2 separate regions of the Homo sapiens genome follow, and region 2 is linked to region 1. A link is a loop called in an ENCODE intact Hi-C map of the cell type or tissue named here. Cell type or tissue: IMR-90. All regions are shown on one strand. Links, peaks and the distances in the headings refer to the core of each region. The heading gives the core; the rest is flanking DNA.

The links. Peaks named below come from ENCODE experiments on the same cell type or tissue, not always from the same donor. Only the 100,000 strongest peaks of a DNase experiment are listed, where the experiment ranks them.
Region 2: it touches region 1 in a loop (3-fold over the local background); 13 of 110 quality-filtered maps call a loop at or near these places.

What each region holds. Positions count from the first base shown.
Region 1 is chr11:69,697,871-69,713,744 of GRCh38, reverse strand. FGF19 (fibroblast growth factor 19) reads left to right here and starts at 9,723. Exons shown (of 3, transcript NM_005117.3): 1 at 9,723-10,100; 2 at 10,381-10,484; 3 at 14,169-15,507. The coding sequence starts at 9,869. The coding sequence ends at 14,483. RefSeq lists silencers at 1,258-1,458, 14,170-14,464, enhancers at 6,783-7,412, 7,952-8,314, 12,452-13,404 and a promoter at 7,453-9,650. In IMR-90, for the core only: a CTCF peak has its summit at 8,977 (motif pointing left); no DNase peak of the experiment used is centred there; H3K27me3 peaks cover 4,484 bases.
Region 2 is chr11:69,782,428-69,798,301 of GRCh38, reverse strand. No RefSeq gene overlaps it. Among named protein-coding and RNA genes, the nearest start is that of FGF4, 15 kb to the right of the region's middle. RefSeq lists enhancers at 1-42, 6,529-7,231, 7,232-7,936, 8,368-8,912, 8,913-9,458 and 2 more. In IMR-90, for the core only: no CTCF peak of the experiment used is centred there; a DNase peak (open chromatin) is centred at 6,781; H3K27me3 peaks cover 2,830 bases.

The DNA of each region.
Region 1 (15,874 bases), core at 5,943-10,942:
TAAGATCTCTTCTAAGTGTGGGGTTTTATTATTTAAAAATAGTTTACTACAAATTGGCCGGGTGCGGTGGCTCACGCCTGTAATCCCAGCACTTTGGGAGGCTGAGGCGGGCGGATCACGAGGTCAGGAGATGGAGACCATCCTGGCTAACACGGTGAAACCCCGTCTCTATTAAAAATACAAACAAATTAGCTGGGCGCAGTGGCAGGCGCCTGTAGTCCCAGCTACTGTGGAGGCTGAGGCAGGAGAATGGCATGAACCCGGGAGGCAGAGCTTGCAGTGAGCCAAGATAGCGCCACTGCAGTCCGGCCTGGGTGAGAGAGCAAGACTCCTTCTCAAAAAAAAAAAAAAAAAGACTTTATTACAAATTAAATGTGGAACTCCGCCATGTGTGTGCTTATTTTAGGGGAGGGAAGGGATGCTGTTTTTAAGTACTTCCAGCCTCTTCGCTGCAGCCGGGTGGCTGGACGTCTTCGGGCAAACCCTTTCTTTGCTTATTTTGCTTAGGTGACGATAAAGGGCTTGGAGGAAATCTTTGTTTTGTTTTGTTTTTGAGACAGGGTCTCATCCCATCACCCAGGCAGGAGTGCAGAGGTACGATCATGACTCACTGCAGCTTCGACCTCCCAGCCTCGAGCCATCCTCCCACCTCAGCCTCCTGAGCAGCTGGCATTACAGGTGCACACCGCTACACCTGGCTAATTTTTTAAAAAATTTTGTAGTGATGGGATCTCCCTATGCCCAGGCTGGTCTCAAACTCCTAGACTCAAGTGATCCTCCTGCCTCGGCCTGGCGAACTGCTGGGATTACAGGAGTGAGCCGCCACACCTGGCTGAGGAAATCCTCTTGAAGGTCCTTTCCAACCCTGGAATTCTGAGCTCATCTATTGCAAATGAGCTGGAGTGACACCCTCCAGACTCATACAAGCTTAGCCTCCGGGAATATCTGTCCGGCCTGCTGATCTCTGGCCAGGCCTGGGGGCAGCTGGACAGGGAGGGAAACCCTGTCCATGAGGCTTCTGCTCGCTGAGTGACCGCAGGCCATGCACTTGGCCTCTCGGAGTCTGCTCATGGTCCCCTTACCCACTGGTGGATCCTACAGCCAGGCAGGCTTCGTGGGCCTCTCACCTGTAAAACGGAACAACACCTGGCTCTCCGCCTTGCTGCAGGGATAACTGCAGGCCACTCCCCGGGGTGAGGCCTTGATACCTCCAAGTTGAGGCGAACAGACTGAATGTGACTCAACTGGAAGTCTCTGTCTTGACTCCCCGCCACCAGATACTGGCGGGTGACTTCCTCCCCTATGAGCCGCGGGATACTGGCGGGTGACTTCCTCTCCTATGAGCCGCCACTGGATACTGGCGGGTGACTTCCTCTCCTATGAGCCGCCGCTGGATACTGGCAGGTGACTTCCTCTCCTATGAGCTGCCACCGGATACTGGCGGGTGACTTCCTCTCCTATGAGCTGCCACCGGATACTGGCAGGTGACTTCCTCTCCTATCAGTGTTCTTGATACGGATAGGAGAGAAATACTGGCATTTACAAAGTCACAGTGATCATGCAAGTGGGGGACTCAGCATCTGGAAGCGGCCCCTGAAATGAAACCGCATGCAGGGGTCAGTTCCCGGAGTGTGTTCTGCTGTGGACCTTGAAGAAAGTTGTTGTTTATGGAAGCCCCATTAGCCCAAAACAGCCCTCAGCAGAAACAGGAACATCAGCCCATATGGGACCTCCCTGCCTGCGTCCCCTGCTGCCCCAAACACACCCCTTCTGCCCAGCTAGAAGCCCTGTTGCTAAGATACCACAGGGCTGGAAGAGATTCGAATTCCTTTTCTTTTTCTTTTCTTTTTTTTGAGACAGAGTCTCACTCTGTCACTCAGGCTGAAGTGCAGTGTCATGATCTCGGCTCACTGCAGCCTCTGTCTCCCAGATTTAAGCGATTCTCCTGCCTCAGCCTCCCGTGTAGCTGGGACCACAGGTGCCTGACACAATGCCCAGCTAAGTTTTTTTTTTTTTTCTGGAGACAGAGTCTTGCTCTATCAGCCAGGCTGAAGTGCAGTGGTGTGATCTTGACTCATTACAACCTCCGCCTCCCGGGCTTAAGCGATTCTCCTGCCTCAGTCTCCCAAGTAGCTGGGACTACAGGCACGCGCCACCACGCCCAGCTAATTTTTGTATTTTTTGTAGAGACGAGGTTTCACCATGTTGGCCAGGATGGTCTCAATCTCTTGACCTCGTGATCCGCCTACCTCGACCTCTCGAAGTGCTGAGATTACAGGTATGAGCCACCGTACCCGGCCATTTTTTTTTTTTTTTTAGTAAAGACGGGGTTTCACCATGTTGGCCAGGCTGGTCTCAAACTCCTGACCTCAGGTGATCTGTCCACCTTGGCCTCCCAAAGTGCTGGGATTACAGGTATGAGCCACTGTACCTGGCCTAATTTTCTCGACATGATGTGTGACCCATCAGAAGTGTCTGGAATGAGTTTGCAGGTGGGACGAATGATCAGTTTGGCAATGGAAGTCAAGGGAGGGCAGGAGGAAGGAGAGACGGGATGAACAAGGAAAGGATGGGCAAGGAGGCCAGTGAGTGCACAGCAATGTCAACACCTTCCAGTTCTTTTTTTTTTTTTTTCTTTTGAGACGGAGTCTGGCTCTGTCACCCAGGCTGCAGTGCAATGGCTCAATCTCGGCTCACCGCAACCTCTGCCTTCCGGGTTCAAGTGATTCTCCTGCCTCAGCCTCCCAAGTAGCTGGGATTACAGGTGCCCACCACCACGCCCGGCTAATTTTTGTATTTTTAGTAGAGACGGGGTTTCGCCATGTTGGCCAGACTGGTCTCAAACTCCTGACCTCAAGTGATCCACCCGCCTCGGCCTCCCAGAGTGCTGGGATTACAGGTGTGAGCCGCCGTGCCCGGCCCTTCCAGTTCTTTTAAATGATTCATCCAATATTTCTTGGCAGCGTCAAGTGCCAGGCTGGCTCCGTGCAGGACACCAGGGTCATGCCCGCAAACTGCGCACTTGTATCCTCACTTCCACAGAGCTTTGTCTGAAGAGGAGACATGTAGGGTCAATTTCCACCCCAAGACATGACGTCCAGGTACCACACAGCAGAGCAGGCGGAGCTGAGGGCTGCACTCAGAAGTGGGGGCTCTCTGGCTATCTTGCTAGAGTCAGCCCAGGGTCTCCAGTGACCACTCTGGGAAGCACATGGGCAGGTCATGGGGCCAAGGAATCGAAGAGTAGGGCCAAGCCCCTAGCTGAGGCTCCGAATTTGGTCAGGGCTCTTAACTTTTTGAAAGAGCAGCTGTTTGGGTTTTCCTTTTTTTTTTTTTTTTTTTTTTCAGTGGTGGATCACAGCTCACTGCAACCTCTGCCTCCCAGGCTCAAGTGATCCTTCCACCTCAGCATCACAAGTAGCTGGGACTACAGACTCACGCCACCACGCCCGACTAATTTTTGTATTTTCTGTAGAAATGGAGTTTCGCCATGTCCCCCGGGCTGGTCTTGAACTCCTGGGCTCAAGTGATCCACCTGCCTTGGCCTCCCAAAATGTTGGGATTACAGATGTGAGCCACTGTACCTGGCCTGGTTTTGCTTCTTTTTTAAAAAAATAAAAAGAGAGTAATGATTAAATAGCTTTGTGACTCAAATTCAGCTAGAACTGCATTCAAATCCCAACTCTGCTGTTTATTGGCTTTATTTGTGACTCTGGGCAAGGAGCAGTTTCTGAGCCTCACTTTGCCCCTCTTTAGAATGGGAGCTATGAGACCCAAATACCGTGAGGCATGTAAACTGCCCAGGACAGTTCTGGGCACTTGGTGTCAGCCATCACTACCACCACCACCATGGCCAGAGGATTTCAAGCACTCAGCAAATGGTGCTGGCCAGGCCTGTCCTGGGATTTCCTAACCATCTCGGACAGAAGAAAGAAAAAAGACATTGTGGAAAGGTGGCTGAGCTTTTGGAGAGAAAAGACCCTCCCTTTGGGCATGAAGTTTGAAGAGCCATCCACTTGTGGAGTCTGGGACTCATCCTTCTCCACGAAAGGTTTATGAAGCAGACAGAGGCCAGGGCTTCTGAGAATTTCCAACCTCGATATTTTCACTTTATGGTTTTTCACGAAGTCAGCATGAACACGGTTAATGTTTTCTCATTAAGCTACTTTTTGTTTTCTTTCAGTAGCTGACATTCAAAGCCTGGGCGCATTCTTTCACGACGTTGCTACTCTGACAGCTCAACACATTCGCGATGGGAACTCATATCTGTTTTGATGAGGGAGACCAGAGGGAAAAGAGCATTCACGTACAGAAATACCCTTTGTGGCTACTTCTGTCAGCTCCTGTCCTCACAGGTGAGAAAAGTAAGGCTCACAGCACAAGCAGGCCCTCCCAGCTAGGGGAGCTCACGTCCTGGGCCTTCTGAACCGGCAGTAAAGGGAGGGCTCCGACTCCAGCTTTGCTATGCCTCATGGTGCCTGCTGGTGGTGGTGCTTACACACCAGGAGCCCCTGTCCCGGGATAAGACACAGCACAGCCTGGATTTACAAGCCCCACTGTTTGGGTTCAAATTCCAACTTCACCACTAACAGGGTGTGCGACCTTGGGTCACTCGGCCACTTTTCTGGGGCCCCCATTTCCCTCCTGCTCCATGGGGAAGGGGGAATAGAATACCATGGGGGCTCTTGCGGAGATTTGAGCTGAGAACATCCATGTGTGCTCAGGCTCACCGCAGATGTCTGGAGGAAGCTGTGCTGCCCTTTGTGTGAACAGAAGCAGGGCAGCTTCCTGAATTCCACCCTTTACACAGGGCCAGGGCCTACCTGGGGGAGAGACGACAGGGCTCAGTAATTCCAAGAGCGGACATGCGCGAGATGCGTCTCCAAGAATGTTCTCCCCTGCATGGTCTGGCAGGGGACGTTGGAAACAACCTAAACGTCCAGCAATAGGGGACAACAGATTGTATCACTCAGATGTGCTGGTGTCAAAGGCTGTGCTAGGATATTTAATCCCAAGGAAAGTGTTTACAACTGAGTTGGTGGAAAGGAGGTTACAATTCAAATGATTTTTTTTTAAGATACATACATACTTTTTTTATTATTATTTATTTTTCAGTATCACTCTGTTGCCCAGGTTGGAGTGCAGCGGTGTGATCTTGGCTCACTGCAACCTCCGCTCCCTGGGTTCAAGCGATCCTTCCACCTCAGCCTCCACAGCAGCTGGGACTGCAAGCATGCGCCACCACACCCAGCTAATTTTTGTATTTTTAGTAGAGATGGGGTTTCACCATGTTGGCCAGGCTGGTCTTGAACTCCTGACCTCAGGTGATCCACCCACCTTGGCCTCCCAAAGTGCTGGGATTACAGGAGTGAGCCACCGCACCCAGCTGAATCTCATTTTTCAAGATGAAAAGAGTTCTGGAGATGGATGGTGGCGGTGATCCACACAGCTTTATGAATGTATTAATTCCTCTGAACTGTACATTTAGAAATGGTTAGGATGGTAAATTTTATGTTGTTTATGTTTCAACACAATAAAACAACTGGAAAAAAAGTATCTATTAATGCTTATTTAAAATTCAGACACAATTTACTTTAGAATTTAATAGAAATTGCTCTGAAAAAAATGCACCTTAATTTTAAGGGAACAGCTCTATTAGTTTTGATAAATGTCATTGCCTGTGTATTCACTACCACAATAAAGATAGAGAACATTTTCATCTTCCATTTATCCTTCTCTGCTTTTTTTTTTTTTTTTTTTTTTTTTTTTTTTTTGAGACAGAGTCTCTCTCTGTTGCCCAGGCTGGAGTACAGTGGTGCGATCTCGGCTCACTGCAACCTCTGCCTCCTGGGTTCAAGCAATGCTCCTGCGTTGGCCTCCCAAAGTGCTGGGATTACAGGCATGAGCCACCACGCCCAGCCTTCTATTTACCCTTTTCTAGTGGATCTCCATCCAGCTTTTTGTCACTATATATCTTTTTCTAGAGTTGCCATTAAATTTTAAAATAAGTAATAAATGTAGCAAAGATCGCCAGAGAGCAGCATTTACAACAGTAACAATAGCTACCCTTCTGTTATGTGCTTTACATGTGCCAGGCTGTCTCTATCTTACAAATATTGGTCACTTGATAGATGGGGATGTCTTTTCTAATGCTCGTATTAACCCTGTAAATTAGCGTTCCTTTTGCTGTTTTACAAATGAGGAAATGGAATCTCAAAGAGGTCTTCCTTCTACTCTGTCACAGTCTCTGCCAATTTCTGGGCTAGCTGGGTGGCCTCATTTCAGAATAACGATGCGTATGGGGGAAGAAATGGCTGTTGGTGAATCAGAAAGTCTTGGGGGAAATAATGCATGTTCTAGCAGGTTGTAGCAAAAATACTGGGCTGAGATTCAGGAGTCCCTGGGTCTCAGCCTCCAGTTGGCCAGGAACCAGCTGTGGGGCGTGGCCTCGATCACCTCAGTGTTCACAGCTCTCTCGGTCCCACGCTACCCTGCAGTTCTTATTTTCTGATAAAGACTTTTACCACACCCAGAAGTTTCTCCAATTACAAAATAATTTTCAATCACAAGGTGGGAGCAGGGGGTTTGGGAGGGGCTCTAGGGAGTGCTTATGTAGAAGAATGCACATTTGACAGCAAAACATACATTTCTAACTGTAAAATGAAAGGAAAACTATGATTTTCATAATGTAAAAATTGGAGGTGAAGCCGAATAAGATGTTCTTAGACACTGGGACACGGGTTTAGAAATGGTGGAAATCACTCATTTGCCATAATCAGGAAGAAGGAACCTCTACACCCTCAGATGGAAGAAGGAAGACTCCAGAAAAAGGATTTACGGTTCTACAGGGCAATTAAATAAAAAAATAAAAAATGAATTAAAAAAAAAAAGCTAACATCAAATCCAGAACAAAGCCAAGCCAAGCCCTTCTGGACACCTGGGCTGGAGACCCCCATACCCCTGCATGGGTGAGCGGGACATCCAGGTGCCTTGGACCCTACCTGCTACCCATTGCCCATGCCATTCAATGAATGAAACCCCACCTGGGCGATTCAGCCGGCTTAGCCACCCAGGGGCAAATCAAACACAACCTGAAAAGCAAAGTCAGCCCAATGCAGCACACAGGTGGCTTCAGAGGTCCCGGTGTGCACAGAACAGAGTGGGAGGAGGACCTCAGCCCTTGCCACACCTCTGCTCTCGCCAGGAGAGCCCCTTGCTGGCCAGCACTGCCTTGTCCTCTGCAGGCTTGGCTCCCTCTAACCACACACACCAGGGAGCCCAGCAAACACCCAAGATCGTGTGCCTGGCCCACCTGGGGCAAACCCTCGAGGCCCGGCAGTCCATCTCTGTAACCGTCAGCTACCTCACATGAGCAGGATCCATCCCCTAAGCTCTCAGAGCATTGCTGTGCCTGTGAGATGGCCGGCACACAGCTGACCTCAAGGCCTGCCATCAACACCTTCATGAGTGCTACATCCCAGGCCCTCTCTGTCCCCTCTTCCTTGTCACCCTCAGGACAAGCCTGAGAGCAAGCTGAGAGGGCAATGGGTCAGCGGTCCACGACCTACCCAGGGAGTGGCCGGGTGTGATCCATGCTACAGTGGGTCTGACCCCGGAGCCCCTGTCCCGGGATAAGACGCAGCACAGCCTGGATTTACGAGCCCCACTGTTTGGGTTCAAATTCCAACTTCACCACTAACAGAGTGTGCGACCTTGGGTTACTCGGCCACTTTTCTGGGGCCATTTCCCTCCTGCTCCATGGGGGAGGGAGGAATAGAATACTGTGGGGGCTCTTGTGGAGATTTGAGCTGAGAACCTCCATGAAGCGCTCAGAACAGGGGCTGGGGGACAGCAGCCGCCTTCCTCATTTCCCCACCTCCCTGATCGCATCAGCCACTCTCTTCCCCATGTCCCTGGAAGGGGCTGCAGAGGGGTAGGGGTGGAACCAGAGGCTGCCATCGCCCCCACCCGGTTTGGGTCGTGTCCCCCAGTGCAGCCTCTGCCATCGCCCTCAAGAGCATTTATCACGCATTTACCACGGATCTTTAAAACGAAAGCTGCAGGGGAGGGTAATTAAGTTTAATAGGAGCCGCCGTCGATTTAAAGCCACAGGGGGGAAGTAATTAGATTTAACAGAAGCCACGGCTTTCTGAACCAAGACACACAGCGTGGGGGTCCCTGGTCTAGAAAGCCTTCGGGATGATGTCTTTTTGTAAAGACTTTCCTGGTGACATTTGCTGCGCCCTCAGTCATTAACGCCAGTCACTGACTGGGGAATGAATGTGGCCTCTGCTCATTGAAATTCATTAGGCCTGGCATTTCTCTCGCTGTCTCTCCTGTTTGCCCTCCCCATCGCCTTTGCGCTGGGCCAGGAGGGCTCTGCCCCCAAAACCAGCCTCCTGGGGCCCCACATCCAGGAGCTGGGGGTTTGGAAGAATAACAAGAAATAATTAGAGTTAAACCAAAGCCCCGTAGGAGGACCCCTTTATTCCCCGCCTGGGTATTCTCTGGATGTCGTTTTCTTTATTGGCAGGAACCGCTTCATGGAGCGGCCCCCATTTCTTTCCTCACCTGGCACCTGCCCGGACGCCAGGGGCGCCCATCACCGTTCCTGGGCCCCTTCCCGACCCCTCCCCACCAGGTAAGGCGCTCTCGACCTCCCCGACCGTGCTGTTCCTCCTGACCCCGTGCGCAGGGACTCGGGGACTCAAAAACCAGACCCCCGACACAAGACAGCTCAAAAAACGGGAAACGGAGGCCCAGGCCTCCCTCCCTGCGCCCCTGCCTCCACCACCCTCCAGCCGAGAAGCTGGGGTTCACCAATCCCGCAGCTGGCCCGCCCACCCTGCCCGAGAGCCTCCTTCCCAGTGCCCCCTTTCAGGTTGCATCTCGCGCACAGCCGCGGGGCCGGGGCGAGCGCGGAGCAGGCAGGGGCGCGGGGCCAGGAGCGCAAAGCCCAGGCGGACGCCGAGGCTGCGGCGCCACCTACAGTCCGCGCGGCTTCCATTGTTTCCCCGCCGGCCGAGAGCGCGCCCGGCCCCCCGTCGGGGGGCAATTTACCCGGATAAAAGGGGCGGGGCAGGAATTGCAAGAAGATGAAGCTGAAAGAACCTGAGACTGTCGGAACTGCCGGGGAAAATTCTACGGGACGGCTTTGACGTCAGATGTGCGGGGCTGCGAAAGTCGGGGGAGGGAGTGCGAGTGGGCTTTTAAGGGGAAGGGCACTAAGGCCGAGGTGAGGCTTTTCCCGACAGAGGGTGAAGGGGGCAAAACTCGGTGCCCCCCAACCTCTGGCCCCGGGGTTCCTGACCCCGCCCCCGCTAGTGCCCCACGCCGAGTGCATCCACTGGGAGCCTGAGGCCTGGGGGAAGGGCCCCAGTTGTCGATTGCTTTACAAAGTCAAACTCTCCCAGCCAAGAACCTCGGGGCCGCTGCGCGGTGGGGAGGAGTTCCCCGAAACCCGGCCGCTAAGCGAGGCCTCCTCCTCCCGCAGATCCGAACGGCCTGGGCGGGGTCACCCCGGCTGGGACAAGAAGCCGCCGCCTGCCTGCCCGGGCCCGGGGAGGGGGCTGGGGCTGGGGCCGGAGGCGGGGTGTGAGTGGGTGTGTGCGGGGGGCGGAGGCTTGATGCAATCCCGATAAGAAATGCTCGGGTGTCTTGGGCACCTACCCGTGGGGCCCGTAAGGCGCTACTATATAAGGCTGCCGGCCCGGAGCCGCCGCGCCGTCAGAGCAGGAGCGCTGCGTCCAGGATCTAGGGCCACGACCATCCCAACCCGGCACTCACAGCCCCGCAGCGCATCCCGGTCGCCGCCCAGCCTCCCGCACCCCCATCGCCGGAGCTGCGCCGAGAGCCCCAGGGAGGTGCCATGCGGAGCGGGTGTGTGGTGGTCCACGTATGGATCCTGGCCGGCCTCTGGCTGGCCGTGGCCGGGCGCCCCCTCGCCTTCTCGGACGCGGGGCCCCACGTGCACTACGGCTGGGGCGACCCCATCCGCCTGCGGCACCTGTACACCTCCGGCCCCCACGGGCTCTCCAGCTGCTTCCTGCGCATCCGTGCCGACGGCGTCGTGGACTGCGCGCGGGGCCAGAGCGCGCACAGTGAGTGCCCGCCAGCACCCCCGCCCGCCCCGCCGCGCGCACCCCACCCCGCTGCGCGCGCCCCACCCCAGCGCCCTTCCTTCCTTTGCCACCCTTAGGCTCCTGCGGACCCCTCAACTCCTGGGAACCCCAGGTTTTGGCACCTGGACGTTAGGATCCCTCCGTTAGTCCCCAAACAGCGCGGGACGCTAGGGAGAAGCACAGGCTTGTGGACCGACCGCACCCACGTGGTGCGGGCCCAGCGGTCCTTGCTGCAGCTTCTCGCTTCCCCTGCGCCTAGGTTTGCTGGAGATCAAGGCAGTCGCTCTGCGGACCGTGGCCATCAAGGGCGTGCACAGCGTGCGGTACCTCTGCATGGGCGCCGACGGCAAGATGCAGGGGCTGGTAAGTGTCCCCACGGGGCGGATGCGCCGGGGCGGGGGACCGGCGCCTGTCCCCGGGCGGAGGCCTGAAGGAGAGAAAGGCGCTGGTTCGAATCCAGGGTTTCCTCGCCTCCTCCGCCCAGACCCGCGTGCAACTTCGAGGGAAAGATTGCAAAGACCGATTAAGTGCATGTCCGACGATTTCCTACGGAAATTTAGGGTCTCAGCCAGCAGCCAGAGAATAGGCAAAAGCTGCCTTTGCATTTCCAATTGAGTCAAAGGCCGGCCTAGCCGGACCGAGGAAACCCATTATTCGGCCTCCTTTGATATTAAACAGGAAAACCCACCTCGGGCCTTTTCAGCCTCTGCCTGCGCGTGTGTGGTCCTCGCCTCCGTTTCCCTCCCTCCAGTATAAAAGAAGAAAAAAAGAATGGGAAAGAAAAAAGAGGATCTACCCATAACTTTCCTTTAAAAACAAATCAATTGTCAAGCAAGGCAGAAAACAGTGCATTTGGGATAGGAGAGATTTTTTTTTTAGAATTAATTTTTAATCTACCAGGAGCACGGTGTGGCTTAGACGCAGATGCGCTGGAGTCATGTTGCGCCAGGGGAGTGCTTTTCCTCCTGCGGGCCTCACCTGTCCTGTAAACGCTTTCTGGTGGGGGCAGGGGGTGGGGGCTGGCAGGGAAGGCCCAGGTAACCGCAGAGGTCCCGGGGCCGGAAGTGTACGAGCGCTGGGGCTCTGGTGGCCGGGAACAAAGGCTGGGAGTTCAAAGGAACGAACCCGCGCCCCTCCCGCGGCCCCGCGCGCAGAGGAGGCTGTGTGAGGTCTCGGCCCGCGCAGGCCTCACACGCAGCCCCGGACTCCCTGGCGGAGCAGGGGCCAGGGCGGGGGTGGCCGCGCCTGCCCGGGGCCCCCACCCCAGAAAGGATGCAGAGGCGGGGCCGCCTCCGGCCCAACCAGCTCCTTTGTGAACAGCGGGACAAAGCATTTTAGAGTCTCAAAATTGCTCGGTGCCTCTGCCGTGCTCCGTGTACTCGGAGCGCCTGTTTCAGGTTTTATGGCGGAGTCCTGCGTGAGAGGACTGCAGAGAAAGGGGGTGGTCGGCACGCTGGACGCTGACTCCCACCCAGAGCCGCTCCAAACCCACCCTTGCAACTTTAATTTTGACATTTACTATGGCAGGGGGTGTGGGGGTTCCTAATGATGGGAGGCCAGCAGGGGACGTCAACCTAACCCGCCATTCTGCCCAAATTGGGGGTTGGGTCACCTGAAATCCCTCTGTGCCTTTTTTTTTTTTTTTTTTTTTTTTTTTTGGCAGAGTCTTGCTCTGTCGCCCAGGCTGGAATGCAGTGGCCAGATCTCGGCTCACTGCAACCTGTGCCTCCCAGGTTCAAGCGTTTCTGCTACCTCAGCCTCCCATGGAGCTGGGATTACAGGTACCCACCACCAAGCCCAGCTACCTTTTGTATTTTGGGTAGAGATGGGGTTTCACCATGTTGGTGGCCAGGCTGGTCTTGAACTCCCGACCTCAAGTGATCCGGCCGTCTCGGCCTCCCAAAGTGCTTTGGGATTAGAGGTGTGAGCCACCGCGCCCAGCCCCCTTTGTGCCTCTTGATCCCCTGTGCATGGTCTAACAGAAATTGAGGATCTTTTTTTTTTTTTTTTTTTTTTTGAGACGGAGTCTCGCTTGCTCTGTCGCCCAGGCTGGAGTACAGTGGTATGATCTTGGCTCACTGCAACCTCCACCTGCGGGGTTCAAGCAATTCTCCTGCCTCAGCCTCCCAAGTAGCTGGGATTACGGGCACCGTGCCACCATGACCGGCTAGTTTTTTTGTATTTTTAGTAGAGATGAGGTTTCACCATCCTGGCCAGGCTGGTCTCGAACTCCTGACATCACGATCTGCCTGCCTCAGCCGCCCAAAGTGCTGGGATTACAGGCATGAGCCACCTCGCCTGGCCTCTTTCTTAAATAAAAATGCCACATTCTTCTAGAAACTTGAAGTCATTTCGTTTTCTGTATGGAGAAAGTGATACTAATTTCTCCCAAAGGACAAGCCAAGTAAATAGAAGAAGGTCCTCCAATCATTCGGTTTTGTGTTCCTTGTTTATTGATCATTTGGCATTTTTGGGAGTTTGGGAGAAATCACGCTTGCTGTCCGATGCTTTGTCCCAGCCATCCGTGGGCTCGGCAGGAGCCTGGGTTGCTGCAATGAGCCTCTTATCAGGAGCTTATTAGCACAGGTACCTCGTCACCCACCTGCAGTTCAGTGACCTTTGCAGACTTAGGCAGGAACCTGACTGAGGCCGTCCTGCAGTGTGTTTACTGCCCAGCCCTTCCGGCTCCCGCCTGCGCCTGTCCTGGGTCGCCAAGGGGTAATGACACCGGTGTGGGATGGCACTTGCCCACTGGCACCTCTCAACCCCGTGGACTATGAATGTTCTAAGACAAGGCTTCCCTCAGCACACATTTCCGGCCACCAGCTGGGCGCCGGCCTGGCCTGGCCTGGCCTGGGGGAGGGGCTGCTGAGATCTGCCTCCTGGCAGCCTGCCTGGAAGGCCCTTGGTGACTGAATGGAGGAGACAGCGGGGCTGATGGTTCTCAGAACTGCTGCAGACCAGAAGGCCTTAGAATGATAAAGGCACACAGTGATTTCTGAGATAGGTGGGGAACAGATGCTTTCATCTGGGACCCAGATCGGATCACACGCAATTTATTTAAAAGACCTATCCTAAGATGACAACCCAGTTTATCAGTGTTTCCCAAAGTGCCAATGAAATACCCAGGAACTTTTTAAATGCCAGGAGTTATGTCTGTAATGTAAAGGGTGAGGGAAACACAGACGGCATTCCTGTGGGTTGATGGATATTATTGCTTAGGACAAGGCTCTCGAAAAAGTGAGGTAATTTAGTGGAAATTATTTGGGTCTATATAGAGTGTATATGTAGTATTAAGTATATACATAAAATATACATATATGAAATAATAAACCTCAGTTTTGTCTGTGTGCATGTATATCTATATAAAGATTATAATTTATAAAGGTATATAAATGTATATTTAATTTATTAATGGGTTATATATTAACATAATGTACATATTATATATGCTTACACTTACAGTACATTTATATATGTGTGTGTGTTCTCTGTGTATATATATAGTTGTGGGTTTTTTGTTTTGTTTTTTTTTGAGACAGGGTCTTGCTCTATCACCCAGACTAGAGTGCAGTGGCATGATCATTGCTCAGTGCAGCCTTGACTACCCAGCCTCAACCCATCCTCCCACCTCTCAGCCTCCCGAATAGCTGGGCCTACAGGCGCCCACCTCCATGACCTGCTAATGTTTGTACTTTTTGTCAAGATGGAATTTTACCATGTTGCCCAGGCTGGTCTCAAACTCCTGGATTCAGGTGATCCATCTGCTCTGGGCCTCCCAAAGTGCTGGGACTACAGGTGTGACCTACTGTGCCTGGCCTTAAAGTACATTATATATTATATATACTTACATATATAAAGGTATATTTTATATATACTTACACGTACAGTGTGTACATCAGGAAGTATGTATAAAACATGCAAGTGATGCTTATGTGGAAGGTCACTGCTGGTGGCCACCAGGGACAGTCTGTAGCACAAACGTCCATGTGGACCCGTGTTCCCTGTCCACTGTGGATTGCTCAGAGCTGCCTGTTTTCTCTGCAGCTTCAGTACTCGGAGGAAGACTGTGCTTTCGAGGAGGAGATCCGCCCAGATGGCTACAATGTGTACCGATCCGAGAAGCACCGCCTCCCGGTCTCCCTGAGCAGTGCCAAACAGCGGCAGCTGTACAAGAACAGAGGCTTTCTTCCACTCTCTCATTTCCTGCCCATGCTGCCCATGGTCCCAGAGGAGCCTGAGGACCTCAGGGGCCACTTGGAATCTGACATGTTCTCTTCGCCCCTGGAGACCGACAGCATGGACCCATTTGGGCTTGTCACCGGACTGGAGGCCGTGAGGAGTCCCAGCTTTGAGAAGTAACTGAGACCATGCCCGGGCCTCTTCACTGCTGCCAGGGGCTGTGGTACCTGCAGCGTGGGGGACGTGCTTCTACAAGAACAGTCCTGAGTCCACGTTCTGTTTAGCTTTAGGAAGAAACATCTAGAAGTTGTACATATTCAGAGTTTTCCATTGGCAGTGCCAGTTTCTAGCCAATAGACTTGTCTGATCATAACATTGTAAGCCTGTAGCTTGCCCAGCTGCTGCCTGGGCCCCCATTCTGCTCCCTCGAGGTTGCTGGACAAGCTGCTGCACTGTCTCAGTTCTGCTTGAATACCTCCATCGATGGGGAACTCACTTCCTTTGGAAAAATTCTTATGTCAAGCTGAAATTCTCTAATTTTTTCTCATCACTTCCCCAGGAGCAGCCAGAAGACAGGCAGTAGTTTTAATTTCAGGAACAGGTGATCCACTCTGTAAAACAGCAGGTAAATTTCACTCAACCCCATGTGGGAATTGATCTATATCTCTACTTCCAGGGACCATTTGCCCTTCCCAAATCCCTCCAGGCCAGAACTGACTGGAGCAGGCATGGCCCACCAGGCTTCAGGAGTAGGGGAAGCCTGGAGCCCCACTCCAGCCCTGGGACAACTTGAGAATTCCCCCTGAGGCCAGTTCTGTCATGGATGCTGTCCTGAGAATAACTTGCTGTCCCGGTGTCACCTGCTTCCATCTCCCAGCCCACCAGCCCTCTGCCCACCTCACATGCCTCCCCATGGATTGGGGCCTCCCAGGCCCCCCACCTTATGTCAACCTGCACTTCTTGTTCAAAAATCAGGAAAAGAAAAGATTTGAAGACCCCAAGTCTTGTCAATAACTTGCTGTGTGGAAGCAGCGGGGGAAGACCTAGAACCCTTTCCCCAGCACTTGGTTTTCCAACATGATATTTATGAGTAATTTATTTTGATATGTACATCTCTTATTTTCTTACATTATTTATGCCCCCAAATTATATTTATGTATGTAAGTGAGGTTTGTTTTGTATATTAAAATGGAGTTTGTTTGTATCAAAAGGTGCATTCTATTATCCGCCTAGAATGTTAGGGAGGGTGGGGAAGGGGCTGGTGGGGGGCAGCACCGTCCACGGGAGGAAACCCTCGGTGTGTCTGCCCTGGACACCAAAAGCTCGGGTGGGAAGTTAGCGGGTTTGGGCCAGCCAGCTCTAGTGGTGGAGGCTGGTTTGGGCCCTGCTGTCCTGCCCTTTCCTCATGCCTAGGGGCTTGGCTTCCTCAGTCCACCTTCTCTCTAGCAGTCTCAGTGGTTAGGGCGGCCTCTCTGCCAGGAGTGTTTTTGGCTGCAGGAAACAAACACCAAGGAACAGCGGCCTAAGTGAGGGCCTCTCGCCCTCAGCACTCTTCCCTGGGGAAAGACGTT
Region 2 (15,874 bases), core at 4,580-9,579, 86 kb before region 1:
GACCCCACAGGGATGGTGATCGGGTTTTGGGGCCCAGAGCTGAGGCCCTGGATTCCTATGCCTGAACAAAGACAGGGATCAGCCTTTCAGAAATCAGCTTCCCTCCATGATCTTAGGGATGCAGTTCCCCCAGGGGCAGCCTTGTCATGACCCAGGAGGGGTTGGGTAGAGGGGGGAGAGCACTGGATGAGGAGCACGGTCCTAGTCCCGCAGGCCAGAGCTAAAAGCCACAGTGTGATGTGACGCTTGCCTCACTGGGTCCTGGAAGTGTGCTCTCTCACTCAGGCCTCAGGATTATCCCAGGAGATGTGTGCAGTCACTATCATCCCCATTTTACCAATGAGGGAACAGCTCAGAGAGGTGAAGCCATCTGCCCCAGGTCACACAGCACTTAGTCTCCATGGTTAAAGCAGCTGTCGAACAGTCAGACAGACCCAGTTTCCAACCTGGCTCTTACCTTTTCATGAGCGGGACAGTGCTTTGCCCTTGTGAGCCTCGTTCCTCCCATAAAATGGGCGGTGCCCCTCCCAGCCCCACACCCCTCATACGGAGCATTGCAGAGCTGGCAGTGTGAGAGACTCAGGTGAGAAGGTCTTAGGGTCTCTGTGCAGGCAGGACATTGGCAGCAACCCCTGGTCTGGTGTCTACTCTAGACCGACCAGGTGGGCCTCTCGGAGAGCCGGCCACCCTGATAGCTGGGTCCTGCAGGAGAGGCTGCTGAGTAGGGATGAAGCTAGGACTTGAGTCCTGGTCCAAGGGGAGTGTGACCCCCTGGTCCTTGGGGAGTGACATGGCCCAGCTCCAGGCCACCCTTCCATGCCCCACCCCATCCGCAGCTCCCCTGTCCATGAGGATGGAGCCGGGCAGTGGCCACGCAGCGCGGCTGCCTCCAGCAGCAGATGGTGCTATCCCACTGATCTTGAGGAAGACCTGCATGGTGCCATCCACTCTTCCGGCCCAGCGTCCTTCTCTGCTCACTGACCTCATCTCTGTGCCAGCCTGGCACCGGCCCCTGCAGGGAGAGGACGTGGGATGGGCCGGCCCTTGGGTCTGTGCGGCTGACACCAGTGAGGCACTCACACAATGTAAGCAACAAAGAGCCAGCCTGGCGCCGTGGCTCACGCCTGTAATCCCAGCACTTTGGGAGGCCGAGGCGGGCGGATCACGACGTCAGGAGATCGAGACCATCCTGGCTAACACGGTGAAACCCCGTCTCTACTACAAATATAAAAAATTAGCCGGGCGCGGTGGCGGGCGCCAGTAGTCCTAGCTACTCGGGAGGCTGAGGCAGGAGAATGGCGTGAACCTGGGAGGCGGAGCTTGCAGTGAGCCGAGATCGCGCCACTGCACTCCGGCCTGGGGGACAGAGCAAGACTCCACCTCAAAAAAAACCAAAAAAACAAAAAAAAAAAAAACAGAGCCACTCCAGGTGGTGGCGAGTGTGTCACATGTCTACATGTCTAAAACCTGAGCAGACAAGAGGGACACAGCAGGGGAGACAGGTGGCAATTTGACCAGGAAAACCTGCCTAGAGAGGTGACATCAAGCGAAGACCCCAGTGGCAAGAAGGAGCCTCCCTGCAGGGAGGGTGTCCGTCATTTGCAAAGGCCCTGGGGCGCAGGAGTTCTAGCCCAGGCCCTGGGCAGCCAGGCCAGCAGGGAGGCTGCCTCGGACCTGCAGAGGGGCTGGGATGACGGAGGCAGGCAGGGCAGCCTTTGCAGGGCTGAGCCAGGCACTCTGCATTTTGTTCTGAGTGTAGTCAGGGGCTAACTCTGGGGCTGTGGCTCTATGGGCAGGTACAGAAGCCACGCTACTTTTCGTTGGGATCTTGCTTGTGGCCCACCCTGAAAAAGAGGCCCTCGCTGCTCTCAATGGGTTTGTCTGAGATGCTCCTGCAGCTACTACCTCCCTGCCTCAAGGTTCCTCCACTCCCTGCTCCCCTCAGGCCCTCCCTGACTCCCACAGAACCAAGGAATAGAAATATCCCCAGGGCTTGGCCCACGAGACCGCCAGCACCCGTCTCCTGGAAAGGTCATCAGCAAGTACCGTGGAGTGACAGGTGACAGGCCCAAAGTGAAAGGACCACAGACCGGCATGAACTGTGTGAGCTGCTCAGGACAGGAAAGGGCTCATGTTGACAACCTCTACAGCCGCTCACATTTCTAGGAAAGCTACCAAGACCCCCAGGAGATAAAGGGACACGGAGGAGAAAACCCGAACATCAAAGCAACTCATGGAGCCGCATTCAGCCCCACAGTTACCTTCAGCGCAGGAACGGAAACCAAGTACTGTCTCAAAACTGCCATCCAGGCTGGGCGCAGTAGCTTACGCCTGTAATCCCAGCACTTTAGGAGGCTGAGGTGGGCGGATCCCTTGAGGTCAGGAGTTCGAGATCAGCCTGGCCATCACAGCAAAATTTCATCTCTACTAAAAATACAACAATTAGCTGGGCATGGTGGCACATGCCTGTAATCCCAGCTACTCGGGAGGCTGAGGCGAGAAGATGACTTAAACCCAGGAGGTGGAGGTTGCAGTGAGCCGAGATCACGCCACTGCATTCCAGCCTGGGTGACAGAATGAGACACTGTCTCAAAAAAACAAAAAACAAACAAACAAAACAAACCTGCCATCCAGCCTGGACAACATGGAGAGGACCCATCTCTACAGAAAATTTAAAAATTAAAAATTGGCAGGGCGTGGTGGTGCATGTCTGTAATCCCACCTACTCTGGAGGCTGAGGTGAAAGGATTGCTTCAGCCCGGGAGTTCAAGGCTGCAGTGAGCTGAGATCGCACCACTGCACTCCAGCCTGGGTGACAGAGTGAAACCCCCATCTCCAAAAGAAAGAAGAAAGAAAGAAAGAAGGAAGGAAGGAAGGAAAAAAGGAAGGAAGGAAGGAAAAAAAGAAAGAGAAAAAGAAAGAAAGAAAGAAAGAAAGAAAGAAAGAAAGAAAGAAAGAAAGAAAGAAAGAAAGAAAGAAAGAAAGAAAGAAAGCTGTCATCCAAGCCAGGCAAGTCCGATAAACTGTCACAGCCAAGAAGAGCCCATGAAGATGAGAGAGCTACACGCGATTGGTGTCCTGGCTGGATCCTGGAATAGAAAGAGGACATTAAGGAAAAACTGAGGCGCTCTGTGTAAAGCATGGACTTTAGTTAATAATGATGGATCAATATTGGTTCATTAATTATAATAAGTGCACCACACTAACACAAGGTGTTAATAATGGGACACTCAGCATGGGATATACAGGAACTCTGCACTGTCTTTGTAACTTTTCTAGAAATCTAAAATTATTCTAAAATAGATGTTTTTGTTTTGTTTTGTTTTGTTTTTGAGACGGAGTCTCGCTCTGTTGCCCAGGCTGGAGTGCAATGGTGTGATCTCAGCTCACTGCAACCTCTGACTCCCCGGTTCAAGCGATTCTTCTGCATCAGCCTCCTGAGTAGCTGGGATTACAGGCACGCACCACCACACCCAGCTACTTTTTGTATTTTTAGTAGAGATGGGGTTTCACCATGTTGGCTAGGATGGTCTCGATCTCCTGACCTCCTGATCCGCTCACCTCGGCCTCCCAGAGTGCTGGGATTACAGGTGTGAGCCACCACACCTGGCCTAAAATAAATGTTTATTAAAACTTATTAAAAACTAAAAGTTAAGTATCATTGCCTGCTTGCCAATTAATAAAGACAAAACAAAGTAGGAAAAACACACACACACACATAAAATGTATCCAATGCTGGTGAGGATTGGTTAAACAGGCAGCCTCCTGTGTGCTCCAAACAGCATCAGCTGACACTTTTAAATTGATACATAATATTTTACTATTTATGGGGTACATGTGATATTTTGTTATATGCATAGGATGTGTTTGTGGGTTTTTTTGTGGCACACACCTGTGTGTGAGAATGTGGGTGTGTGTTTTGAGACAGGGTCTTGCTCTGTCACACAGGCTGGAGTGCATTGGTGTAATCATAGCTCACTGAGGCCTCAAACTCCTGGGCTCAAGTGATCCTTCTCTCTCAGCCTCCTGAGTAGCTGGGACCACAGGAGTGTGCTACCATGCCCAGCTAATTTTTTTTTTCTATAGAGACAAGGTCTCACTATGTTGTCCAGGCTGGTGTTGAAATCTTGAGCTCGTGATCCTCCTGCCTCCACCTCCCATCTGCTGGGATTACAGGCATGAGCCACTGTGCCTGGCCCTGTGCATAGAACACGTGATGCTCAGGTCAGGGTGTTTGGGGTGCTGACCACCTTGAGTACTGGTCATTTCTATGTGTTAGAAACATTTCGGCCAGGCGCGGTGGCTCACGCCTGTAATTCCAGCACTTTGGGAGGCCGAGGCAAGCGGATCACCTGAGGTCAGGAGTTCGAGACCAGCCTGGCCAATGTAGCGAAACCCCGTCTCTACTAAAAATACAAAAATTAGCTGGGCGTGGTGGCAGGCGCCTGTAATCCCAGCTACTTGGGAAGCTGAGGCAGGAGAATCGCTTGAACCTGGGAGGCGGAGGTTGCAGTGAGCTGAGATCTCACCATTGCACTCCAGCCTGGGTGGCAAAAGTGAAACTCTCTCTCAAAAAAAAAAAAAAAAAAGAAACATTTCAAGTCCCCTCTTCTAGCTACTTTGAAATATAAAACACATTATTGTTTACTTTTGAGGACTTTAAATTTATAGCCCCCAAATCCAGAGATTCTGCTTCAGAAAATCACATCCAAAATACAGAAAAACAAACTTACACACAAAGATGTTCATCACAGCATTGTTTATAATAGAAATAAACTCGGAAATCATCTAATATTAGAAACAGAGCAGTGTGGTTAAATAAGCCATGGCCTATTATATCCGCTCTCTTGACAGAAGTCACAATGTTTACAAAGATCATCTAATATTGTGGGAAAATGGTAGAATATATTTATTAAGTGGGAAAAAGTTGTATTTGCAGGATGATTCATTCATCCAGCTGTCAATTCAGCAAATAAACATTTATGGAGGGCTTGGCTATGCCAGACAGGCCCTACACTGAAGAGTTGGGATGTCATGGGAGAAGCAGACCATGGACCAGCAGTTATCACCTGCTGGAGTAGAGCGCTGATGGGGGTGGTGCTGATGGGGGTGGCCCTGCTGGGCCCTGGAGGACGAGAGCCAGGCAGCTTTTCAAAGATGAGATGCCTTTGAAATGGTGGCATCAGAGAAGGTGGGGACAGCCTTTGCAGGGGGTGCAGAGAAGAAATGGAATCTGAGGAGTGCAGTGTGGCCAGATGGTCGTGGTGGGTGGGGAACTATGCAGAGGCAGCCAGAGTCCAGCCAAACCCATCAGACCTTCTTATCCAGCACTGGGGAGCCACGGAGGGTGAAGGAGGCAGCAACAGGATCGGATTGCCTCAGGACCATCTCTCAGGAGCCACCTCGAGTTGCTTGTCCTCCCACATTGTGGCAAGACCACTCACCGTGACCCACATCCTTTGTAAGAGGAAGATCCCCTGCCCCCGCCCCAGGACCTATCAGGGCCTTCATCTCGACGGCCTTTCTGCCACCACATTCCTGGCCTGGGTGATCAAGATGGACAGAGTCTGGGCCCCTTCGGAGTGCCACGGTCACTGCTTCTGGCGTGTCCACATCCCCAGAGCCCAACAGCCCCTCCCCTGGGACTACAATGGCTCGTGAGAAACCAAACATCCTCTGGCTCTGGCCCCCGCACCCCTGACAACAGGCTGACCTGATGGCTGTCCTAGGTCCCTCCCGCCTCCACCCAGGCCCTGGGTCCTGGGAAGCAGAGTTGCACAATTAGGGGCCGGGGGCAAGACAGAGGATATCAAAGAGCGTGCTTACCCCCAATCCAAAGCACATGCGTCTGTGCTGAAGAGGGACCACCATGGGTCCTGGGGGGCCCCCTCTGCTGTGACCCAGGGCAGGACCTGCTGCCTGCAAATGCCCACCGGCTCCAAAAGGTGCCAGGTAGATAGAGATCAGACCATGCCACCAGCCCATGCACAGGACCCTGCCTCCCTTGTCCACATTCTTGTTGAGGCCTCACTGCAAGGGTAGGAGGAAGTGAGGCTCAGAGAAGGTGGGTAACTTGCCTATGGTCACACAGCAAGCGATGAGCAAAGTGGAGCCCCTCAGAGGTCTCCCACCAAGGAGGCCATGTGTTTGCTTCTAAAAATGCAGCAAGCCAGCTCACAATGTGTGTACAGCACCCGGCGTGGCCTCAGCCAGTCAACCGAGGTTCCACTGACTTCCGCCACACAGACTCACCAGGCTAGTGACCCTCACTCCTGCTGACGTGCTGGCCCACGTCCTTGGCCACTAAAGGCCAGGGCCCAGATGCTCACACTCATTCCTGGGCCAGCAGCAGTCGGTCTGATTTGTTCCCAATTCGGCCCGGGCCCACTCTACTTGTAACAGCAACGAGGAAATTCAATGAATCCTAAAACTCACTGATGAAATACGAACCTCCAAGAGAGAGATGATGTTCTCATGGAAACGTTGTCTGCTTTGGAAAGATTCTGTGAAAATGAGTTACCAAAAAGTCATGCCGGCCAACTGGGATGGGTGGGACTACAGGAAAAGATGAGAGGAGAAATTCACAAGCGCGTCCAGATCCTGCTCCCAGGTTGTTTGTGAGCCTCTTAAAATGGCTTTTGCCCTGAACTACCAGGTTCACTTCCCTGTGGCTCACTGTACCCGGGTCTCCGCTGTCTTTCTGGTTGATGTGCAACGTGATTCTCTATTTCTTGGCACCAGTGACTAGTTTCAAGGAGAATTTTTGCTAGCGACTCATGCCTCTGCCTCGCCTGGGAGGTGTTTGCAGCAACCAGAAATCTCTGCTTTTGACACAAAGCTGACTGGGCCCCAACCCAAGGCCAGCCGAGCCAGGCTTTTTAAAGCCCTGCTAGCTCGCAGCCTCTTGGATTCAGCTCCCAAGGCTGCTGCCTGGGCTTCCCTAAGCAAGGCTGCTCGTGTCTCCTCTAGGCCTTTGCCCATGCTGTGCTTCCTGCCTGGAAGCACTGTCACCGCTCAAGCCCGGCTGTAGGTCCACCAGATGCCACTTCTTGGAGGACACCTCCCTGGCCCTTAGACTAGGTCAGTGGCTACTGGTCTCCTTCAGACCCTACCTGTAGAGCCCTCTCTTCCTCTTTCTTAATCCTCACCCTACAGGTAATTCCTAGCTCTGTGTCTGCTTCTCCCCTGGGATGTCAGCTTCCCCACGGTGGACATGGTGGCATTTCTGCTTTGTCCACACTGCCTGGAGCCAAACTTGCATCCACAGAAGTACAGCCAACATTTGTTGAATGACTCGCCAGGATTCAAAGTGGGCAAGGTACTCCCTAGACTCTAGACCTGATGCCATCACAAGGCCAGTAAGAGAGGGAGGCGACGCAGTCTCGAGCTCACAGACCCAGAGTGGCTTTGCAGGTTGGCGTGTTCCCACTCCAGGCTGGCTCCTAGGCCTCACACACCCACTAGGCTTCCGCTCCCATCGCTCTGGAGGGTTCATGGCTGCCACTTATTGTCGTCCTGATGCTGGGACCCACCCGAGGCATTGAGGAGCACTTGTCCAGAGACTGGCTTCCCAAGGTGGGAATGTGGAGGGGGGCAGCCCAGAGCGAGGCGTAAGACAGTAAAACCACCTAAGCACTTCATCTTCCAGGCAGTAAGGACACACACCTGAGTCACTTGGCAATATGCTATCTTTGGACCATGGTGCCATCTCTTTAGTAGAATTTGAAGTGGCATCACTTTATCCATGGGAGTCCTTTCTGCTCGCTTTTTTTTTGTTTTTAGACGGATTCTTACTCTATTGCCCACGCTGGAATGCCGCAGTGTGATCTCGGCTCACAGCAACCTCCACCTCTAGGGTTCAAGTGATTCTCGTGCCCTCAGCCTCCCAAATAACTGGGACCACAGGCGCATGCCACCATGCTCAGCTAATTCTTGTATTTTTAGTAGAGACAGGGTTTCACTATGTTGGTCAGGCTGGTCTCGAACTCCTGACGTCAAGTAATCTGCCCACCTTGGCCTCCCAAAGCGTGGGGATGACAGGCGTGAGCCACCACACCCGGCTCTGCTTGCTTTTTTTCAAAAAAGTTTCCTCCAGCTGAGTGCGGCAGCTCACGCCTGTCATCCTAGCACTTTGGGAGGCTGAGACTGGCGGATCACCTGAGGTCAGGAGTTCGAGACCAGACTGGCTAACATGGTGAAACCCCTTTTCTACTAAAAATACAAAAAATTAGCCGGGTGTGATGGCAGATGCCTGTAATCCCAGCTACTAGGGAGGCTGAGGCAGGAGAATCGCTTGAATCCGGGAGGTGGAGGTTGCAGTGAGCCGAGATTGTGCCATTGCAGTCCAGCTTGGGCAACAAGATCAACACTCCATCTCAAAAAAAAAAAAAAAGTTTCCTCAGTTATTATGTGTATATTCTATTAAAGGACCCCCCCCGCCCACCCCAATTTAGGTGAGCAAAGCCAGCAGCCATCTGGTCCTGGAAATCAAGGGGAGGTGAACTCATTTATCCGGGAGCTGCAGCCTCCCAGAGAATTCGGCTGCAGTGAGGGGCTCCTGGGTTCCCACATTTCCAAGTAGACTTCATGGAGTGACCCACCGTGGGGCCGGGGGACTGGCCACTGCTCCTCATTGACTTAGGCACTCCCACCACCTCCTGCGACTAGCCCTGTGATTTCATGAAAAACGTAAGCACGTCTGTGAAACTGAGAAGCCACAGGCACCTCGGAGGGCCAGCCAGGTTTTATTTTGGTGTCCGCCCCGTGTTTGCCCGTCGGAATTTCAGCTGAGCCCTCCTCGAAGCTGCAGATGCCAGGGGCCGTATTTAACTTGAATGGGCTGCTAGGAAGAAGTGCGGGCCTGGCCTGACCTGGTTCTCAGGGAACGACCCCTGGGCCTGCAGCAGCTATTTTAAAGGAGGCTGCCATTTGGTCTTCGCCAAAATAGTTGAAAGAAGACCCCAGAATAGCAGGCTGGGTCTGCCCCGGCTTAGAAGCCGCATCTCAGGCTTAGAGGCAGGCGCGTGGGATGTCAGGGAGCAGGCGGCAGAGGCAGAAAAAAGCCTCTTGTCACTGAGGCCGGAGGCCCAGGAATGGCCCTTGGCTGCCTGCGAGGACCCTGCATCCCTGGCCTCAAAGAGGCGGGAAGCCCCGCAGGCTGATGGAGAGAGGCAGGACTGGCTTGGGAGAGCAGACCAGAATAGATGCCTGCTCTTTTAGGCGTGAGTTCACCTAACATCAGCCGCCACCTCACTGCCCTAAGATGTGAGTGAGTGCTAAGATTTCCCACAAATGAGAAGACTGAGGGTCAGAATCTGCCCAAGGTCTCACCCAGAGTGAGGGAGAGCCAGGCGGTCCTTACAGGCCTTGGAGGCTGCAATGAACCCGTGAACTCCCCCCATGCAACGGCAGCAATCATGATGACCATGGCAGGTGGGGAAATAATAATTTACTAACACGAGTGACTCCCCCTGCTGTTCCCTGAGCCCTGGAGCGGGGATAGGAGAGGGGGTGAGGGAGCCCTTACTCCACCAGGCAGGGCTCAGCTTGGCCTCCCCACAATAGATGAGTGCACAGTGCAGAGAGTACTTTTTATCCAGCGTGGTCCCTAAGGGCAAGCTGCCTGCTTCATCCCATCCAGAAAAATAGCCAACCCTGGAGGGCAAAATGCCTCTGGGACCTGCTGGGAATTGGCTTCTGGAAGGAATTTTCCAGGACACTGACTCAGTGAGGTCTTCCTTTGCCCACGCTGACTTTAAGACACCACTTGGTACCTGTCACGTATGCTTGGGGAAGTCACCTCCTCTCTGGGCCTCAGTTTCTTTACTGGTGAACTGAGATGGATCATCCCCGCCCACCTCTTGGGGTTCGTGAGTGAATGGGAAACGGGGCTCCCACTGGCAGGCTGATGGGGGGCATGTGTCCAAGGACTGGGCCGTCTTCCCTGCACCCTCGCCCTCTACCCAGCATTGCTGGATCCTGCTGCTATCCGCCCCATCCTGTGGGCCCCTCAGGGTCAAATGCAGTCCTTTACGCCACCAGCCTCGGAGACAGAACATCAGCCTTTTCATGCACAGCTGATCACTGGGTGAATCGAGGCCCTAGTGCTGCAGGTGTCCAGGCACAGGTGAGTTCCCCGAGCCCTCCTGGTGCGCTCCGAGAGCATGAGCTGGCCATGCAGGCTGCTCTCGGGCTCAGGGTGCGTGGTGGTGAGAGTGGAACAGGTCAGGTGGCCCCAGTCCTGCTTGCCTGGAACTGTGCAGGGGTGCACCCCTCGTCCCAGGGTAATAGTGAGGGGCACTTCCTTTCTTTCTGAAAAGGCCCAGTTTGGACTGTCCTGTGATCACCTTGTGATAGGCGACTGGACTTGAGAAGTCAGGCAAAGCTTCCCAGAAAGGTCAAGGTTGAGCTGAGGTCTGATGGGCACATAGGGGAAGGAATAGTTCTCCAAAGAGTCTCTGCTCCATCCCAAGGCCACACCCGCAGCTGGAGCCCCCACTTCCTCCTGCCTGGTGAATGGGAGGAACAGAGCACCCAGCCACGGTTCCCTTTCCCCACCTTCCCTTTCACAGGCTCTTTCTCCCACTTTACAAAAGAAAGGAGTGCTCCTTAGGTGCTAGAGCCTCAGGGCACCAAACAAAGCTGCAATGTGGACCAGGAGCCGACACTCCTTCCAGCTCTCTCAGGCCTGGAAGCAGCCCAGGGAGGGTGCAGGGTGGCGGCAGAAGTGGCCACCCATTTGGCCTGCCCTGGAGAGCTCCTAACAGATGCCTTGGGAGTGGAGGGCCAGGGACCTGCCTATTTCTTTCAGTGACCTGTGCCTCCCAAACCCATGCCCTTGACAAAGATGCATTAGAGCAGAGATGTCCAATCTTTTTTTTTAACTTTATTTATTTATTTACTTGTTTGTTTATTTTTGAGATGAAGTTTTGCTCTTTTTGCCCTGGCCGGAGTGCAATGGCGTGATCTCAGCTCACTGCAACCTCCGCCTCCCGGGTTCAAGCGATTCTCCTGCCTCAGCCTGCCGAGTACTTGGGATTACAGGCATGTGCCATCACCCCCGGCTAATTTTGTATTTTCAATAAAGACTGGGTTTCTCCATGTTGGTCAGGCTGTCCTTGAACTCCAGACCTCAGGTGTTCCGCCTGCCTGGGCCTCCCAAAGTGCTGGGATTACAGGTGTGAGCCTATTTATTTATTTTTCGAGACAGAGTTTCGTTCTTGTCGCCCAGGCTGGAGTGCAATGGCACGATCTCAGCTCACTGAAACCTCTGCTTCCTGGGTTCAAGCGATTCTCCCTGCCTCAGCCTCCTGAGTAACTGGGATTACAGGCACTTGCCACCACACCCAGCTAAGTTTTGTATTTTTAGTAAAGACAGGGTTTCACCATGTTGCCCAGGCTAGTTTCGAACTCCTGACCTCAGGTGATCCGCCCACCTCCCAAAGTGCTGGGATTACAGACGTGAGCCACCAATCCCGGCTGGGTGTCCAATCTTTTGGATTCCCTGGGCCACACTGGAAGAAGAATTGGCTTGGGCCACACATCAAATGCACTAACAACAATGATAACTGATAAACTAAAAAAAAAAAAAAATTGCAAAAAGATAATCTCAAAATGTTTTAAGAAAGTTTATGAATTTGTGTTGGGCCACATTCAAAGCCGTCCTGGGCTACTTGTGGTCTCAAGGCCACAGTTTGGAGAGAGAGGCCCAGGAAAGGAGGCAAAAATCCTGGTGAGCCTAGAAGTCGCCAGGTGCCCAGCTCCAGGCAGGGATCTGGCCTTTTCTCTTCATGTCTGCATCTCCTCCTACTTCATAGAGTCAGAAATCAGAAGCAGGGGGTATACTCTGGAGACGCAGATTAACTCACTTGTTTGAATTGGAAAATACAATCCGAGGTCTTCCAATGGTAAGTGGCACATGGCTGTCACTGAGAAAACTGGCTTTACTGATTCTGTGGCTATACGGGGAAAGCTGTCTAAGTGTTGCCTAGGTTGTGTCTGCAGCTGCAAGGTTCGGAAAGAAATAGATATAAACCCGCAATGCATTGGAAGCTTTGTATCACTATAGTACTGGCGAAGCCATGTTGAAATTAGCAACAGTTTCATTCCCAGTCTTCCCCATTTTCATTATATCAGGTTTAATAAGTCTCCTCCAAGTAAAAAAGTAACTGGTATAATTAATTGTTCTTGGCAAAAAAGACCTTTGGGCTGGGCATGGTGGCTCACGCCTGTAATCCCAGCATTTTGGGAGTCCGAGGCTGGTGGATCACAAGGTCAGGATTTCGAGACTGGCCTGGCCAAGATGGTGAAACCCTATCTCTATAAAACTACAAAAATTAGCTGTGCAGGGTTGCAGGTGCCTGTAATCCCAGCTACTTGGGAGGCTGAGGCAGGAGAATCCCTTGAACCTGGGCGGCAGAGGTTGCAGTGAGCTGAGATTGCACCACTGCACTCCAGCCTGGGTGACAGAGTGAGACTCTGTCTCAAAGCAAACAAACAAGCAAACAAACAAATAAAACCTTTGGATAAAATTTCCCGAAGTTGAGAAAGTGCAGCTCCAATGACTGGTGAGTCTTTGCTATCAAGGAATTAAGAGAGGAGCTGCCGACCAGCCTGGGCAACACAGTGAGATCCCAACTCTACCAAAAACAAAAAAAATTTAGCTGGGCATAGTGGCACATGCCTATAGTCCCAGCTTCTTGGGAGGCTGAGGTGGGAGGATTGCTTGAGCCAGGGAAGTTGAGGCTGAAGTGAGGGGAGATTGTGCCACCGTACTCCAGCCTGGGTTCGGAGGGAGACCCTGTCTCAAAGAATTAAAAAAAAAAAAAAAGAGCTGTTGATGGTGTCAGCAGATCAAGCAGGAGACACCATTTTTTATATAAACCAGGTGATTGAGTGTATACCTTGGCGAGTGTTCAAATCCTTGAGTGACATCACCATAACGAAACTTCAATTCTGTGTCTTCCACCTGAGGACAAGGCTTCTTGGCTTTGCCATCAACAGAAATAGAAAATGGGAATGAAATTGAGGCCAAACGCCATATTATTCTAGCAATAAGTAGTGGTCATATGAAATTTTTTTTTAAAGCCCTGTCCTAGGTCACATTAAAAGATTCATTTCGGCCAGGTGCGGTGGCTCACGCCTGTAATCCCAGCACTTTGGGAGGCCGAGGCAGGCGGATCACGAGGTCAGGAGATCAAGACATCCTGGCTAACATGGTGAAACCCCGTCTCTACTAAAAATACGAAAAATTAGCCAGGTGTGGTGGCGGGTGCTTGTAGTCCCAGCTCCTCGGGAGGCTGAGGCAGGAGAATGGCGTGAACCTGGGAGGCAGAGCTTGCAGTGAGCCGAGATCGCACCACTGCACTCCATCCTGGGCGACAGTGAGACTCCATCTCAGGAAAAAAAAAAAAGATTCATTTCTACCAGAATTTTATTTGTGCTCTTTACTTATCAATTATGTGATATTACATTCATGGCATTTTGATTAACTATGTATTAGTAAAAGTTGTTTAAAGTAAAATCCAGAACAAAACCATTTAATGCTAACAGTCATAAGAAATTCATTTGTTTGTTTGTTTGTTTTGAGATTAAGTCTCGCTCTGTCACCCAAGCTGGAGTGCAGTGGTGCGATCTCGGCTCACTGCAACCTCCGCCTCCTGGGTTCAAGCGATTCTCCTGCCTCAGCCTCTGAGTAGCTGGGATTACAGGGGCACACCACCATGACTGGCTAATTTTTATATTTTTAGTAGAGACAGGGTTTCACCATGTTGGCCAGGCTGGTCTTGAACTCCTGACCTCAGGCAATCTGCCTGCCTTGGCCTCCCAAAGTGCTGGGATTACAGGCATGAGCCACTGCGCCCAGCCTAGGAAATTAGTTTTTTAAATATTTCATTTATTGCAGTGAATAATGATAGAGTGAACAGCCAGGTGCTGTGGCTCACGCCTGTAGTCCCAGCACTTTGGGAGGCCGAGGCGGGTGGATCACTTGAGGTCAGAAGTTCGAGATCAGCCTGGCCAACATGGTGAAACCCCATCTCTACTAAAAATACAAAAATTAGCCCCGCGTGTTGGTGCAAGTCTGTAATCCCAGTTACTCGGGAGGCTGAGGCAGGAGAATCACTTGAACCTGGAAGCCAGAGGTTGCAGTGAGCCGAGATCGTGCCACTGCACTCCAGCCTAGGCCACAGAGCAAAACTCCATCTCAAAAAGAAAAAAGAAAAAAAAAAGAATAATAATAAAATGATCAATGAAAGACTTTCGAGGTTAAAATACAAAGATAATGGGTGAGGGTTTATAATATTTGTCTGCTGGAGTAAAGCTTATTCATGTATTTTTTCTAAAATAAAAGATGGCAGCTGTCAAACTGGTATTGTTATAGACTCCACTGGACACATTTTTAAAAGTAACAGAAGAGGCTGGGCGTGGTGGCTTACGCCAGTAATCCCAACATTTTGGGAGGCCAAGGCGGGTGGATCACTTGAGGCCAGGAGTTCGAGACAAGCCTGACCAACATGGCGAAACCCTCTCTCTACTAAAAGTACAAAAATTAGCCAGACGTGGTGGTGCACACCTGTGATCCCAGCCACTCAGGAGGCTGAGGCAGGAGAATTGCTTGAATCTGAAAGGCGGAGGTTGCAGTGAGCCAAGATCACAGCCCTGCACTCCAGCCTGGGGGGGCACAGTAAAACTGTGTCTCCCCCAAAAGTCAATTAATAAATTAATTAGAAGTAACAGAAGGCCCAGCGCAGTGACTCATGCCTGTAATCCCAGCACTTTGGGAAGACGAGGTGGAGGATCGCTTGTATCCAGGAGTTCCACGCTAGCCTGGGCAACACAGTGAGACACCATCTCTACAAAAAACAAAAAGAAATTAGCCAGGCATGGTGGCGTGCACCTGCAGCCCCAGCTGCTTGGGAGACTGAGGTGGGAGGAACCCTTGAGCCCAGGAGTTTGAGGCTTCAGTGAGCGATGATTGCCTCACTGCACTCCAGCCTGTAACAGAGTGGGACCCTGTCTCAAAAGAAAAAAAAAAAAAAAACCAAGAACAAGAACAACAAAAAAGAGTAAGAGTATTTTAAATCATTCATAGTTAAAATGTACCAGAGATTATCCTTATCCCTCTGAGCCCTTGTCCCTGCTGAAGTCCTCTCATCTGATCTCCTATCTTCTTGGACAAAGAAACACACATATGTCCCAAGAATCAAGTAATGCTTTTCAGACCAAGGTCAATCTAAATCCAAATTTGAGTGAAGGGGTGGGTGCATCCTGCCTTCAGTGATCCAGATTTACAAACCCACATGTTATAACACCAAGTTCAGAACTACCCGAGAGCAAAGGAGACGTGACTTCTGTGTGAACAAGGGACTCCTCCCTGATAGGGGAGGGTGGGCCCCAAAGCTTCATTCTAGTTTTTGTCCTATGATCACTTGAGCATCCCTCTCAATCCCAATGGCAAGACTCCAGAATGTTCCCATCCAGGTGCCACCATAGACACCTTTCTTAGGGTCCCCCCTAGATCTAGTCCTCAGGCAACACCTCTTCCAGGGGGTGGGATGGAACCTGGCTTTGCTGTCCTGGAGGGAGACAGGGGGAAAGAGAAGGAACCCGCCTGAGGCATGGATGTCTCACACAGCCAGGGCCGGGTGGTCAGGCCTTCCCCAGGCCTCGAGTCCATCCAGGGAGAGGGAGGGGGGAGGGAGGGTACAGTTGCCAAGACTGACTTTGAATAGAACTTTTCTTCCACCTCCTCCCTACCAGGATGCTTCCCTTGAGGGGCCTGTGGTCTGAAATCTGGAGAATGGGGAGCCTCTCTGCTTCCCCACTGGTATTTCCCATCTTCTCTCATGGAGACAGGTGGAATCCCATGCCCAGT